Linked DNA regions of Homo sapiens: all the other regions are linked to region 2. The links are chromatin contacts, found by Hi-C or POLR2A ChIA-PET in ENCODE. All regions are on one chromosome and are shown on one strand. The core of a region is the stretch at or near the end of the contact, and the rest is flanking DNA. Distances in the headings are between cores, read along the strand shown.

What was found. Hi-C counts contacts between places; a loop is a spot of excess contacts on that map. ChIA-PET counts read pairs that join two places held with the same protein, here RNA polymerase II (POLR2A). Pooled maps may share reads with other maps.
Region 1: a loop to region 2 is called in a pooled map, with 3 times the contacts of the local background. The contact joins the enhancer-like site here to the promoter of FBXW8 in region 2. A Hi-C loop is called at or near these places in 5 of 37 single-sample maps with no recorded cell type and 8 of 50 pooled maps.
Region 3: a map with no recorded cell type shows a loop between it and region 2 (4-fold over the local background). The contact joins the enhancer-like site here to the promoter of FBXW8 in region 2. A Hi-C loop is called at or near these places in 6 of 37 single-sample maps with no recorded cell type and 4 of 50 pooled maps. POLR2A ChIA-PET finds 5 or more read pairs at or near these places in 1 of 52 experiments (A549).

Annotation. Positions count from the first base shown.
Region 1 is chr12:116,334,073-116,338,404 of GRCh38, reverse strand. No RefSeq gene overlaps it. Among named protein-coding and RNA genes, the nearest start is that of MED13L, 59 kb to the right of the region's middle. RefSeq lists an enhancer at 1,184-1,233. Within about 2 kb of position 2,129, at least 4 of the 41 ENCODE cell types and tissues checked have a DNase peak (open chromatin) inside an H3K27ac peak, as active enhancers do.
Region 2 is chr12:116,909,459-116,914,431 of GRCh38, reverse strand. FBXW8 (F-box and WD repeat domain containing 8) reads right to left here and starts at 3,482. Exons shown (of 11, transcript NM_153348.3): 1 at 3,077-3,482. The coding sequence starts at 3,394. RefSeq lists silencers at 3,015-3,274, 3,435-3,654.
Region 3 is chr12:116,193,291-116,197,771 of GRCh38, reverse strand. The region is part of intron 2 of MED13L (mediator complex subunit 13L); the gene reads left to right. Among named protein-coding and RNA genes, the nearest start is that of MIR620, 47 kb to the right of the region's middle. RefSeq lists a silencer at 294-588 and an enhancer at 294-588. Within about 2 kb of position 2,036, at least 3 of the 41 ENCODE cell types and tissues checked have a DNase peak (open chromatin) inside an H3K27ac peak, as active enhancers do.

The sequences.
Region 1 (4,332 bases), core at 880-3,379, 570 kb after region 2:
GTGACCACGGACTTTCCTGCAGTTATTCCCCAAATCTCTGGGATGGGGCAGGGCTCATATTTAACAGAAGACAATGAGTGGCAGCTCTGTTCCAGCTCCTTTGTGGGTGTTATCTCACTTTTATCCCCATTTCACAGCTAAGGAAACTGAGGCTCAGAGAGGTTAATTAACTTTCCCAAGCTCACACAGACAAAAGGTAGAGAATTAGGGCTGGGCACGGTGGCTCACGGCTATAATCCCAGCACTCTGGGAGGCAGAGGCAGGCGGATCACTTGAGGCTAGGAGTTGGAGACCAGCCTGGCCAATGTGGTGACAACCCGTCTCTACTAAAAATGCAAAAATAAGCTGGGCATGGTTGTGGGCACCTGTAATCCCAGCTACTTGGGAGGCTGAGGCACAAGAATTGCTTGAACCCAGGAGGCAGAGGTTGCAGTGAGCCAAGATCTCGCCACTGCACTCCAGCCTGGGCAACACAGTGAGACTCTGTGTCAAAACAAAACAAAACAAAACAAAAAACAGAAAAGCGGACATCCAGGGAAGGGAAAGAAGCCAAGGAGGAGTGTGAGCATAGAAGCAGAAAAGGACACTAGTGTCACATCATGGGGAGCCTCAAGAGCTGAGGATACCACACTTCTTAATTCAGGTGGTTCAGGTAGGCAGTGTCAATCCATATGGAGTGAACCTGTTTCCCATTTCTTCGGGAACCTGCCTTCCCCTTGCTAGAATTACATTTTAGAATTGCAATTAGAATTCCCCCAGCTAGAATTAACATTCTAGGCAGGCTCCCAAAGGAATGGGGATGCTGCTACCAGAAGGGGGAGGCACCCTGGACGGAGAAAGAAGAGAGAGGTCGGCTATCATCAAATCCTTCCGCTCATTCATTCAACAACAAATACGTATTGAACATCAACAGTGGGCCAAGCCTGTGCTTGACATAGAGTCACGAACTCTTAGACTACGGAATCTGCCCTTCAATTTCCCCCTTTCCACTACTGGATTCAGCTACCCCCTGCTTGCCTTCGATTGTTTCAGTTCTTCAAGTTTAAATTTCTGAAAGAGGCCGGATGTGGTGGCTCATGCCTGTAATCCCAGCACTTTGAGAGGCTGAGGCTAAGGCAGGCAGATCACTTGAGGCCAGGAGTTCAAGACCAGCCTGGGTAACATGTTGAAACTCCGTCTCTACAAAAAAAAATACAAAAATTAGCCAGGCGTGGTGGTGCATGCCTGTGGTTCCAGCTACTCGAGAGGCTAAGGTGGGAAGGTCAATTGGGCCCAGGAGGTTGAGGCTTCCGTGAGCCATGACCGTGCCACTGCACTCCAGCCTGGGTGAGACAGCGAGACTCTGTCTCAAAAGTAAATGAATTAATAAATAAATTTCTCAGAGAGGTCTGATTCTCTTGTGTTTTGAGTCTGACTACACGGTAGGTCATGAGCCCAGTCCAATTAGACAGAAAACAGCTGACCGTGGCTCCTCTAAGCAGAGCACCGCAGGCAGGGGAGTTCCCATACAAAGGGAAGTTGGGTGTGACGGACTCCATGTCAACATAACCACCTACAGTCAGAGGGGTCATTGCAGCAGATCAGCCACGTCATCATCCTTTACTGAAGCCATCACATCACTCCCACTAGCAACAGATTCATACCCAGAGTTATCTTTTTTTTGTTTGTTTGAGACGGAGTCTCCCTCTGTTGCCCAGGCTGGAGTATAGTGGTGTGATCTCGGCTCACTGCAAGCACCACCTCCCGGGTCCACGCCATTCTCCTACCTCAGCCTCCCGAGTAGCTGGGACTACAGGTGCCTGCCTCCACGCCTGGCTAATTTTTTTTGTATTTTTAGTAGAGACAGGGTTTCAGTATGTTAGCCAGGATGGTCTCAATCTCCTGACCTTGAGATCCGCCCACCTTGACCTCCCAAAGTGCTGGGATTACAGGCGTGAGCCACCGCGCCTGGCCCATACCCAGAGTTATCTTGATGGTGCTGACTATAATCCTATACTCAGGACATTGGTTCAGTCACAAAGGTTGGGGAAAAATGATTATAAATTCTCCTAATGCAGACAGTGATGATGGTTGGGATGCAAATTATCACTGAGCAATTTTTTTTTTTACCACTGCATTTGCATTAAACCATTTGAATACTACTGAATGATTTATATGTTGAAAGGGACTCTATTCCCCATTGCAGGAGATGAGAGGCACAATTAGCTCATGATTAGTCATCTCTGAAGAAGAGGCATAACGGGTCCGAGTGGGAAAGTAGAAATTCATAGTTTCACCAGGCACGGTGGTGCATGCCTGGAGTCCCAGCTACTCGGGAGGCTGAGAAGAGAGGATCTCCTGAGATGGGAGTTCAAAGCCAACTTGGGCAATATAGCGAGACCCTGTCTCAAGAAAGAGAATGGAAGGAAGAAAGGAAGGAAGAAAGGGAGGGAAGGAGGCAAGTTATCTTAGGATTGCACATTGGGTCTGCCTTTCTAAAGAACAATTTGGCAATAGCTATTAAATACTAAATATACAAAATCTTTTTGATCCAGTAATTCTAGGAATTTGTGGTAAGAACATAATCAGAGTTGTATTGGAAAATATTTCTCCAAGGTGGTTCACTGCAGCATTAATATAATACTAAGCCAGGCGTGGTGGCTCACGCCTGTAATCCCAGCACTTTGGGAGGCCAAGAAGGGTGGATCACGAGATCAGGAGTTCGAGACCAGCCTGACCAAAATGGTGAAACCCCGTCTCTACTAAAAATACAAAAATTAGCCGGGCATGGTGGCGTGCGCCTGTAATCCCAGCTACTCAGGAGACTGAGGCAGGAGAGTCACTTGAACCCAGGAGGCAGAGGTTACAGTGAGCCGAGATCACATCACTGTACTCCAGCCTGAGCAACAGAGCGAGACTCCATCTAAAAAAAAATACATATATATGTGTATATATATATTGTATATGTGTGTGTGTATATATATAGTATATATGTGTATATATGTATGTATATATATTACTAAAAAAATTTGGCCAGGCTCAGTGGCTCACACCTGAGCCCATCACTTTGGGAGGCTGAAACAGGTGGATCACTTGAGGTCAAGAGTTGGAAACCAGCCTGGCCAACATGGTGAAACCCTGTCTCTACTAAAAATACAAATTTAGCTGGGTGTGGTGGTGCACGACTGTAGTTCCAGCTACTCGGGAGGCTGAGGCACGAGACTTGCTTGAACCCAGGAGGCAGAGGTTGCAGTGAGCTGAGATAGCACCACTGCCCTCCAGCCTGGGGCAACAGAGTGAGACTCCATCTCAAAAATAAATAAATAAATAAATTTTTTTTAAAAAAATTAGGAGCAACCTAAATGTCCAATAATTGAAGATTAGCTAAGTAAATTATGGTGCATCCATGTGATAGACTCAGTGCAGTCCAAAAGAAATTATGTGAAAGAGTATTAAATGACATAAGAAAATGTGGTATTTTAAAAAGCAAGCTGGCCAGGCGCAGTGGCTCACACCTGTAATCCCAAAACTTTGGGAGACCGAGGCAGGTGGATCACGAGGTCAGGAGTTCAAGACCAGCCTGGCCAAGATGGCGAAACCCCTTCTCTACTAAAACTACAAAAAATTAGCCGGGCGTGGTGGCAGGTGCCTGTAATCCCAGCTACTTGGGAGGCTGAGGCAGAGAATTGCTTGAACCCGGGAGGCAGAAGTTGCAGTGAGCCGAGATCGCGCCACTGCACTCCAGCCTGGGTGACACAGCAAGACTACAACTCAAAAAAAAAAAAAAAAAAAGAGCAAGCTGTAGAAATTATGAACAATACACCATTTCTGTAAGGTTAGTTTTGAAAATCTTTGGGCAACAGGGTAGAGTGGAGGAATAATATAGTGATTAAGGCCAAGGCTTTGTGCTCAGACAGATAAAAGTTGAATTCTTAGCTCTGGTACTTAACAGCTTGAATACTGTGAGCCTCAGCTTATCCATCTGTGAAATGGGACTAGGACAGCGACTATCTAACACCTAGGGCATGACACTTATTAAACAGATGTTCCTAACTAGAATGTTGGGCAATGAACAGTATGTATGTGTGTGTGTGTGTGTGTGTGTGTGTGTGTGTGTGTGTATGTTAGCTCACTGTGGGTGCTTTCTTGATACATTCAATTCTTTCTCAATTAGGCAGGTATTGCTATTGTAATTAGGAACAAAGTCATTAACATAAAAAATAAAAGGCATAATAGTTTAGAGAGGAACCCCAGGAATATTATTCAACATCAGAAATGTCATCAGGACAGAAGGAATGTCAACTGTGTGCTAATTTGCCACGCAAATTTTGCTCTCGGAGTCGTCTGTTTCAA
Region 2 (4,973 bases), core at 2,233-4,732:
TGGCCAATTTTTGTAGAGATGGGGTTTCTCTACGTTGCCCAGGTTGGTTTTGAGCTCCTGAGCTCAAGAGATCCATCCACCCACCTCAGCCTCCCAAAGTGCTAGGATTACAGGCATGAGCCACCTTGCCCAGCCACAAAGTTTGCTTTTTGCCTGCTTTTGACAGGGTCTTGCTGTGTCACCCAGGCTGGAGTGCAGTGGTGCAATCATGGCTCACTGCAGCCTCAGCCTCCTGGGTTCAAGCGATCCTCCCACCTCAGCCTCCCAAGTAGCTAGAACTAAAGGGGTGCACCACCACACCTAGCTAAATTTTTTAAATTTTTTGTAGAACCAGGGTTTCACTATGTTGCCCAGGCTGGTCTTGAACTCCTGGGCTCAAGCAATCCTCCTGGCTTGGCCTCCAAAGTGGTGGGATTACAGGTGTGTACCACCACACCTGGCCTACAAAGTCCTCTTTAAAATTAGAGGTGCCCCAAAAGTTGTATGCTACTCATAGAGAACCTAGTAGTACCTAATGTGGTGATTCTGAAGGGGGCAGAGGAGACCAGGGAAATGAATTCCAGGAAGACAGGGAAGGCCTTTTCCAACAACATGAAATAGATTCAGATGTACCCTCCAGATTCTCCAGTATGCAGGTCCCTTCTATTTTCAGAATACTACAGACCCTTGAACAACATGGGTTTGAACCGCGTGGGTCCACTTGTATGCAGGTTTTTTCCATAAACGTTGCATCGAATGTGCCTGCCTCTCCTTGCACCTCTGCCACCACTATGACAGCAAGACCAATCCCTCCTTCGTAGCAGCAGCAGCAGCCTACCCAGCATGAAGGCAATGAGAATGATGGCCTTTGTGATGAGCCACTTTCACTTAATGAATAGTAAATACATTTTCTCTTATAATTTTCTTAATGACACTTTCTCCTCTAGCTTACTTTATTATAATGCTACAGTATATAACACACAGAAGATACAAAATATGTGTTAACTGACTTATCTATAAGGCTTCTGGTCAACAGTAGGCTATTCGTAGTTAAGTTTTGGGAGAGTCAAAAGTTATACACAGATTTTTGACTGCAAGGAGGTCAGTTCTCCTAACCCCCCAGGTTGTTCAAAGGTCAACTGTACATGATTTGCTTCTTTACTATTTTTGGCATCAATGCCTATACCTCTAAGGTGTTACAAATGGAAAGCCTTGAGAATCAGGACCTTAAACCAAAGGAGGCTATACAGTAGAGTATAATGTCTTAAACTTGCCTGATCATACCAGTCATCAGATTTCAGGGCCCCTTCCCTGGTGATGGAGTTAGCAGGTCTGGGGAGGGCCCAGAACCTATATTATAACCAAGCCTCAAGTGATTCTTATGCCAACTCAAGTTCACGTGGTGAAACTTGGAGTTGAAAAGACCTGGATCCAAATTCAATCCCCAGAATCTATCAGTGGGGTAATGCTGGGCAAGTTACAGAGAATCTCTGAGTTTCTTCATTTGTAAAAGGAGAGTTAAAATCTACCTCACAGGATTGTTATATTCGAATTAGGGCAGAGCACAGGACTAAACACTTGGTAAAAACTCAAATAGTAGCTATTAATGCTATTTGAGTAAACTACATATTACATAAAATAATAGGCCATTATTTCTTGAAACAGCTTGCCACTTAAAAGAATTATTCTCGGCCGGGCGCGGTGGCTCACGCCTGTAATCCCAGCACTTAGGGAGGCCGAGGCGGGCGGATCACGAGGTCAGGAGATCGAGACCATCCTGGCTAACACAGTGAAACCCCATCTCTACTAAAAATACAAAAAGAAATTAGCCGGGCGTGGTGGTGGGCGCCTGTTAGTCCCAGCTACTGGGGAGGCTGAGGCAGGAGAATGGCGTGAACCTAGGAGGCGGAACTTGCAGTGAGCCGAGATCGCGCCACTGCAACTCCAGCCTGGGCGACAGAGCGAGCGAGACTCCGTCTCAAAAAAAAAAAAAAAAAAAAAGAATGATTCTCAATTGGGAGGATCACTTGGGCCCAGGAGTTTGAGACCAGACTGGGCAATACAGGGAGACCTTGTCTCTACCAAAAAATTTAAAAAATTAGCTGAGTGTGGTGGCGCATGCGTGTAGTCCCAGCTACGCGGGATGCTGAGGGAAGAGGATGGCTTGAGCCAGGCAGTTTGAGGCTGCAGTGGGCCGGGAGAGCAACAGTACACTCTAGCCTGGGCAACAGAGCAAGACCCTGTCTCAGAAAAGAAAGAAAGAAAGAAAAAAAAAAAAAAACAGGAAAAAAAAAAGTGGGTTCCCAATTGTAAAGCTGTAGGGACTTCCTTTGGGCCTAATTTAAATCAAACCATTAGAACCTGGAGCCTTGTCCTCTTAACCTGGGAGCCACGGATGCATTTCAGGTGTTCTTGATTTTCCCAACTTTCTGAAGGGGATTATTTTTAACGGACACAGGGTCCCCAGCTTCCTCCAGATTCTCCAAGGTATCCACGCCCCACAAAAAGATAAGAAACTCTATCCTAATGAAAGTGCCCAGGAGATTCTTCCTCCTCTTCTTCCTTTTTTTCTGAGATAATTTTTTTGAATACGTGCACGGTTACAAAAATTAAATAGTGCAAACAGTATACAAAGGTAAAATTACTTCCTATCCATCATCTGGGTCCTCCTTTTCAAAGGCAACCTTTGTTCAAAGTTTAGGTAGCCTTCAAGAGCAGGATTTCTCAACCCCACACTTACTGATATTTTGTCCTGGATAATTTTTTTGTGCGTGGTGTCCTGTACACTGTAGGATGTTCAGGAGCATCTCTGGCCTCTACCCACTAGATGCCCAGTAACATGCACACATACACACCCCGATGAGGCACCCAAAAATGTCTGCAGACACTGCCACATCTGGGGGAACAAAATCGCCCTGGTTGGGAAGTGCTGCTTCCAGAAAGACCCCTATGCAAGCACAAACATTGGTGTTTGTGCGTCTACTCATTTTCTCGGGCAACTAGTGGCACACAGTTACTCTCCAAATCACTGCAGGGGTTTGTCCTGGGGGCGGGGGCCGGCGCAGGCATGGGCGGGGGGGAGGCGACGGCCACTCACCAGGTCGCGGATGAGCTGGTCCACCAGCTGCTCCCCGCCCCCGGCGCCCTCGCGGGCCAGAGGAGAACGTGAGCGGCTCGCTACGTCCTGCCCCTCGGCCCGAGTCGCCCGCGCCGCCGGGGGCCTCCCCGCGCCCTCCAGGAGACGCTGGGCCAGCGCCGGGTCCCCCGAGGCCTGTTCGCCGCGCCCGGAGCCCACCTCCGGCCGCCGAGCCCGCCTCTCGGCAGCCTCGGGCCGTCGCCGCTTCTTCGGCGCCTGGGCCTGCGCCAGCTCCTCCTGCCAGCGCCGACGGAACTCATCCAGGCTGTAGTCGTCCATATTCGCCGCTCCCGGCGCTCCACGTTCTCCTCGGTTCCACCGGGTGCCACGAGACAGTCCCGCCCAGGGAAGTGTCCGCCGCGGCCGGAAGCCGCTGCCGCCGCCGCTCTAGGGTTCCGGGTGGGCGTCCACGCCCCCGCCACGCCCCCGGCGCTGCCCCTGTACGCACGTGGTGGTCCGGCTTGTGGCTTGTGGCGCCCAAAGCAGAGGTTTACGCAGCTGCCCCTCAGCCCGTCAGCTCTGCTGCCTATCACTTTTGCTAAGCTCTGACTTTGCGCCAAGCATTGTTCCTTCATTCAACAAACATTCATTCAGCAACTACTATATGCCAGGCACCAAGAATTCAGCATTTAAATCTGTAAAACAAAACAAAAACTCTGACGTCTTGGAGCATGCGTTTAAGTAGGGAGACTTTAAACAAAGAAATATGAACATTTAAATCAGTGATAGGTATTAGGAAGAAAACAAAATAAGGTAAGGTAAGGGGAGTAAGGATTGATAGTGAAAGTCTGTTTAAGATGTTATTTAAATTAAAATCTAAAAGAGAATCAACAGGTGGATAAAGAAACTGATATATACATATGGTGGAATACTACTCAGCCATAAAAAAGGAATGAATTCATGGCATTCGTAGCAACCTGGATGGGATTGGAGACTATTATTCTAAGTGAAGTAACTCAGGAATGGAAAACCAAACATCGTATGTTCTCACATATAAGTGGGAGCTAAGCTACGAGGATGCAAAAGCATAAGAATGACTTATGGGACTTTGGAACAGGGGAGGGGGACGAGGGGAGGGTGGGAAGGTGGGGAGGGATAAAAGACTATAACTTGGGTTCAGTGTATACTGCTCGGGTGATGCGTGCACCAAAATCTCACAAATCACCACTAAAGAACTTACTCATGTAACCAAATACCACCTGTTCCCAATAACCTGTGGAAATAAAAATTTTTTTTTAAAAATCTGAAAGAGAAACCAGCCAAGGGAAGGTCAGATCTTAGGAGAGAGATTTCCAGAAGGAAATCCAAGGGCTTTAAGATGGGAAAGAAAATGACATACGATGGCGTTCCACTTAAAAATGTTTTCTTTGCACCTGATATTCCCTCAGCAGGGAACTTTTCCCCCCACCTTGACTTGGTTAACTCCTACACATCTTTCATATCTCAACTCACATTTCACTTAATCTTCCAACCTCCACTCAAGAAACATCAGGTATCCCTGTTACTCATTCTCACAGCATCCTGTACTTCTCATCATAATACATAACACAATTTGTAATTTTATTTTTATGTATATATATATATCCCTTCCCTTCTAGATTGGCAACTCTTAGCTTTGAGACTGGTGATTAATACATGCTCAATAAATGGTTTTTTGTTTGTTTGTTTGTTTGGTTTGTTTTGTTTTTGAGACGGAGTCTCGCTCTGTTGCCCAGGCTGGAGTGCAGTGGCGCGATCTCGGCTCGCTGGAAGCTCCGCCTCCCGGGTTCACGCCATTCTCCTGCCTCAGCCTCCTGAGTAGCTAGGACTACAGGTGCCCGCCACCACACCTGGCTAAGTTTTTGTATTTTTAGTAGAG
Region 3 (4,481 bases), core at 787-3,286, 720 kb after region 2:
TTTTTTGAGACGGAGTTTCACTCTTATTGCCCAGGCTGGAGTGCAATGGCACAATCTCTGCTCACCACAACCTCCGAATCCTGGGTTCAATGATTCTCCTGCCTCAGCCTCCCGAGTAGCTGAAATTATAGGCATGCGCCACCATGTCCGGCTAATTTTGTATTTTTAGTAGAGATGGAGTTTCTCCATGTTGGTCAGGCTGGTCTTGAACTCCTGACCTCAGGTGATCCGCCCGCCTCGGCCTCCCAAAATGCTGGGATTACAGGGGTGAGCCACCACGCCTGGCCAAGTAACTGCTTTTGAAGCAGTTGGAGCTCCCATTTGTGTCCCAGAAGAACATCTTACTGATGAAAATAAAGTAGTGGTTGTGCTAAATGACTGAAGAATGGACAACGAGATAAAGCAGAGAACAGAGATAGAGTTCCTTATGGCAGTGGGCCAGAGTCCTACTGACATGTACAGATAACTAAAGAAAGCGTGTGCTGTGTATCTTGTGCTGTCAGATAGATGCTGACTGAACCGTGCTAGTTAGGGAGACCAGCCCTTCAGCCGAGTACACGGTTTCATCTTTGCAGTTAGGCTGCAGGACTGCTGCTGTATTTTCATCCACCGGAGCTTAATATAATTTTAAGGATTATGTGGGTGGAGGCTTAGACTAAAGTAAAGTGAGTGTGCTGTTTATCACCAGCAAAGAGTATGCTTTGTCTTGAGAGAGAGACACTGAACTGATGTTCTGTCTTATTGTTTGTGTTTTCAGACTTAATATGGTTACTGTTCAAACTACTATATATCTTTGAAAGATTCCCATTGATATGTATTCCCATCAAAAAGAATTACTAAGTATATAACTAGATATAAATGCCTTCAAATTTTGAAGACATGTCTGTCTAATGCTAAAATTAATGCACTTTTATTAATCTGATAGTGCCCCTAAAATACACAAAACTTTAACCAGCTGTATGTCTTAACTAGTTTAGATAAAACCATCAGATTCTTAAGCTATGTAGACACAGCTGGACCACCAAAAAGAGAGTTAAAATTTTATAATATAAATGCAGCCTAAATTATCAGCATTATTACTTTTCTATTTATTTTAAATTTGGAGAGAAAGGTTAAAAGATACTTCTGATTGAATAAATTGTGTTGATGGCAGTAGGTTTGCTTTTTGATTGTATATTTGGTTTTAGTTAACAAGAAATCCTGTTACTCAATTCTGTAATCTACTATTCTAGTACTCTTCTACCCCAATCACAAGTTTTATTGCCACCGTTTTGGAAAGAAAGCACTCTTATCTCATGTGTCATTTCTCTGGGTGTTAGAAACTGAATTTAAAGGACTATTAAGTTGCAGCCGAAGCCGAAGACTGGGCCAGTCAGACTTTTTTTTTTTTTGTTAATTGCACCTTACTTATTGGCCCTGTTTTCAATTTTGCTCTGTGGAAACACCCAGAGGACCTCTGTGGTGTTCTTGGGTAGCATGTATTCTGTACACAATTTGGCCCTCTAAAGTGAGGTCAACAGTAAAAAATATAATTTAAAAATTAAGCTAGATGAGTTCAACCAGTAATTTTTTTTCTTGCTACTTGAAAGTTAGATTATCCATTAGGTTATAATTTTCTTTGTTATGTTGTTGATCTGGATAATATATGATTCAGTGTAATTTTTTCTTTTCTCATTGCCTCTTTGCTTGTTCTGAAACTGCTGTTAAATATATCATTGAACCTTGTTTTCTGGCCTCCATAATATATCTTTAAAACTTCTTTGCCTCTGCAACTTTCTAGTTAAATTCTTCATTATTATTCTCTAGTTTATTAACTCCTTTTCAATTTTTACTGTTTACATTTTATCTCTTACTCAGTTTTTCATTTCCATTGCTTATTTTAAAATTATTTAAAACTTACTTTGAGTTAAAATATTCATTCTTTAGCTTTTAAATTCTTTTTCATTTCCACCTAGCCTTGTTTCACTTCTGCTTGTTGTGATTTTTTTTCCCTTTATAAAAGAAATTTTACTCTTTTATAAAGAGTAAAAGAGTGGCTCACGCCTGTAATCCCAGCACTTTGGGAGGCTGAGGTGGGTGGATCGCTTGAGGTCAGGAGTTCAAGACCAGCCTGGCCAACATGGCAAAATCCTGTCTCTACTGAAAATACAAAAATTAGCTGGTGTGGTAGCGCACACCTGTAATCTCAGCTACTTGGGAAGCTGAGGCAGGAGAATCGCTTTGAACCTGGGAGGCGGAGGTTGCAGTGAGCCGAGATTGTGCTACCCTAGCCTGGGTGACAGAGCCAGACTCTATCTCAAAAAAAGAAAAAAATTTTAAGCATACTATTTTCAGGCTTTTCTGTTTCTATTTTGTTTGAAGGGATTTTGTATTTCAGTTGCTGTGTTTTTATTCGTTTTCTTTATGTCATGGTACAGCTTTGACTGGGAAGTCCCCCCACTCCCCACAGTCCCTTCTAGTGGTTTTGCACGTATTCTTAACTGCTTCTCCCTGTTGCCCCCACCCCCACCAAGGTCTTAGATTGGCAGCAGAGGGCACTTGTCTCCCACTGATGGTAGATACACCTGCATCTTTGTTCCAGTTGGCCAGGCAGTGGGATAGTGTGGCTGAAGCCCTAGTATTCTCACTTTCCTAGGCACTCAGTTTCTGAGAAGACATACTTCCTGAAAGTCCACACAGCTTACTTACCCCCAGGCAGCTGTTAGTAGCAGTTTGTTTTCAGCCCAATTTCGGCCTCAGTCCCTTATCTTAGGTGGGCCACTTTTATTCCTGTTTCTATAGGATCTGAAACCTAGGCCTTCACTGGTTCCTTCTGAAACCAGAGCCTAGCAGCCCTATACCTTCTGCCCACTCTCTGTTACATATTTCTGTTTCATGGTGATGCTGGTCTTTTTTAGTTAGGTAGGTCTTTAAAATGTCTTCTCCAGGATTTTGCCTGTTGTTGCTTTGTATTTGAAACAGGGTGGGTTTTCAAAGCAATTTATGATGCCATCTTGATTGGAAGTTCCAGTAAATTAAAAAAATTATTTCTAGCTTATTATATTTCAGTCATATTTTATTTTTAACAAGCTTTTGATTTTTTAAACAATCTTGTGAATCTTTTCATATTCTCTAGAACATATAAATATTTCTCTTTATGCAGTTCAGCCAAAGTTTATTTAGCATTGTGGGCTTAATATTTTCGTGATGCTTTTGAATGTGGTTAAGGTGAATTTGATCAGATGGATTGAGGATTTGTAGATGAAGTAGTCCTGAATGATTTTTACTATGATTAGGAAATACCCTGTACTTAAAAAGAAGTAGGGGTGGCTGGGAGTGGTGGCTCATGCCTGTAATCCCAGCACTTTGGGAGGCGGAGGTGGGTGGCTCACCTGAGGTCGGGAGTTTGAGACCAGCCTGACCAACATGGAGAAACCCTGTCTCTACTAAAAATACAAAATTAGCTGGGCGTGGTGGTGCAAGTCTGTAATCCCAGCTACTCAGGAGGCTGAGGCAGGAGAATCGCTTAAACCCAGGAGGTGGAGGTTGCGACGAGCCGAGGTTGCACCATTGCACTCCAGGTTGGACAAAAAGAGCGAAACTCTGTCTCAAAAGAAAAAAAGAAGTAGGGGTGTGGGTATAGACAGGGTTATTTTTTTGTTTTTTGTTTTTTTAAATACCCTTCCGTCATCTTCTCTTCTTTTGTCATTTACATCTACATCTTTAAAAATTGGAGATAGGAAATATTCTGATTGAGTAAACTTATTTAGGTTCTGGTAAAGTTTTGTAAATTGCTGAAAGGCTGGAAAGTTAATTGGAGCTTTTTAATAGTGAAATTGAACTTTGTTAATGTCTTTTTGCTAACTACTTTGATCAGCTTTAATCTTTGACTAGCTTCTCATTGAGTTCATTCATAAAGGTATTTCTTAGGAGACTGATGTACAGTGATCGGTTTACTTGTGAGTTACATTCTTTGGACTGGATGTGATTCTTGATTGTGACTCCTACTATTCCCATGATGATTTCCTTTCTCTAGAGAAGCAGATATGTGGTTTTCATTTCTTTGTGCTTTTTCCTTTGATTTTGGGGACTCTGATTATTAGTAATTAGAAATTCTTACCTTTTTTTTTAAACAAAAATAGCGAGGTATTAGTGATTATTAGGAGTTTTTTTTTTCTGAGAGATTTCTACTTTACACTAAATCTTCATCTTGACCAGATTTGACAATGCATTTAGATAAACTACTTGAGAATTTTTTTGGAAATACCGAAAAATAATTAGATGACTCACATTTCAAGTACTTCTAAAACAGTAAGTTAATATGTAGACCTATTCTCAGTTGATATTTGTGCTTGAGTTTAAAGTTTAGATGTTTTGTTCCTAAGACAAAGCATGGACAATATAGTACTTCTATTACATTGAAAAATATTTTTGATTATTTCTAAAATAAATAAGCTTCAGGTTAAAAACTTAAAATTATTAAAGACAGGATTTTGCTTTGT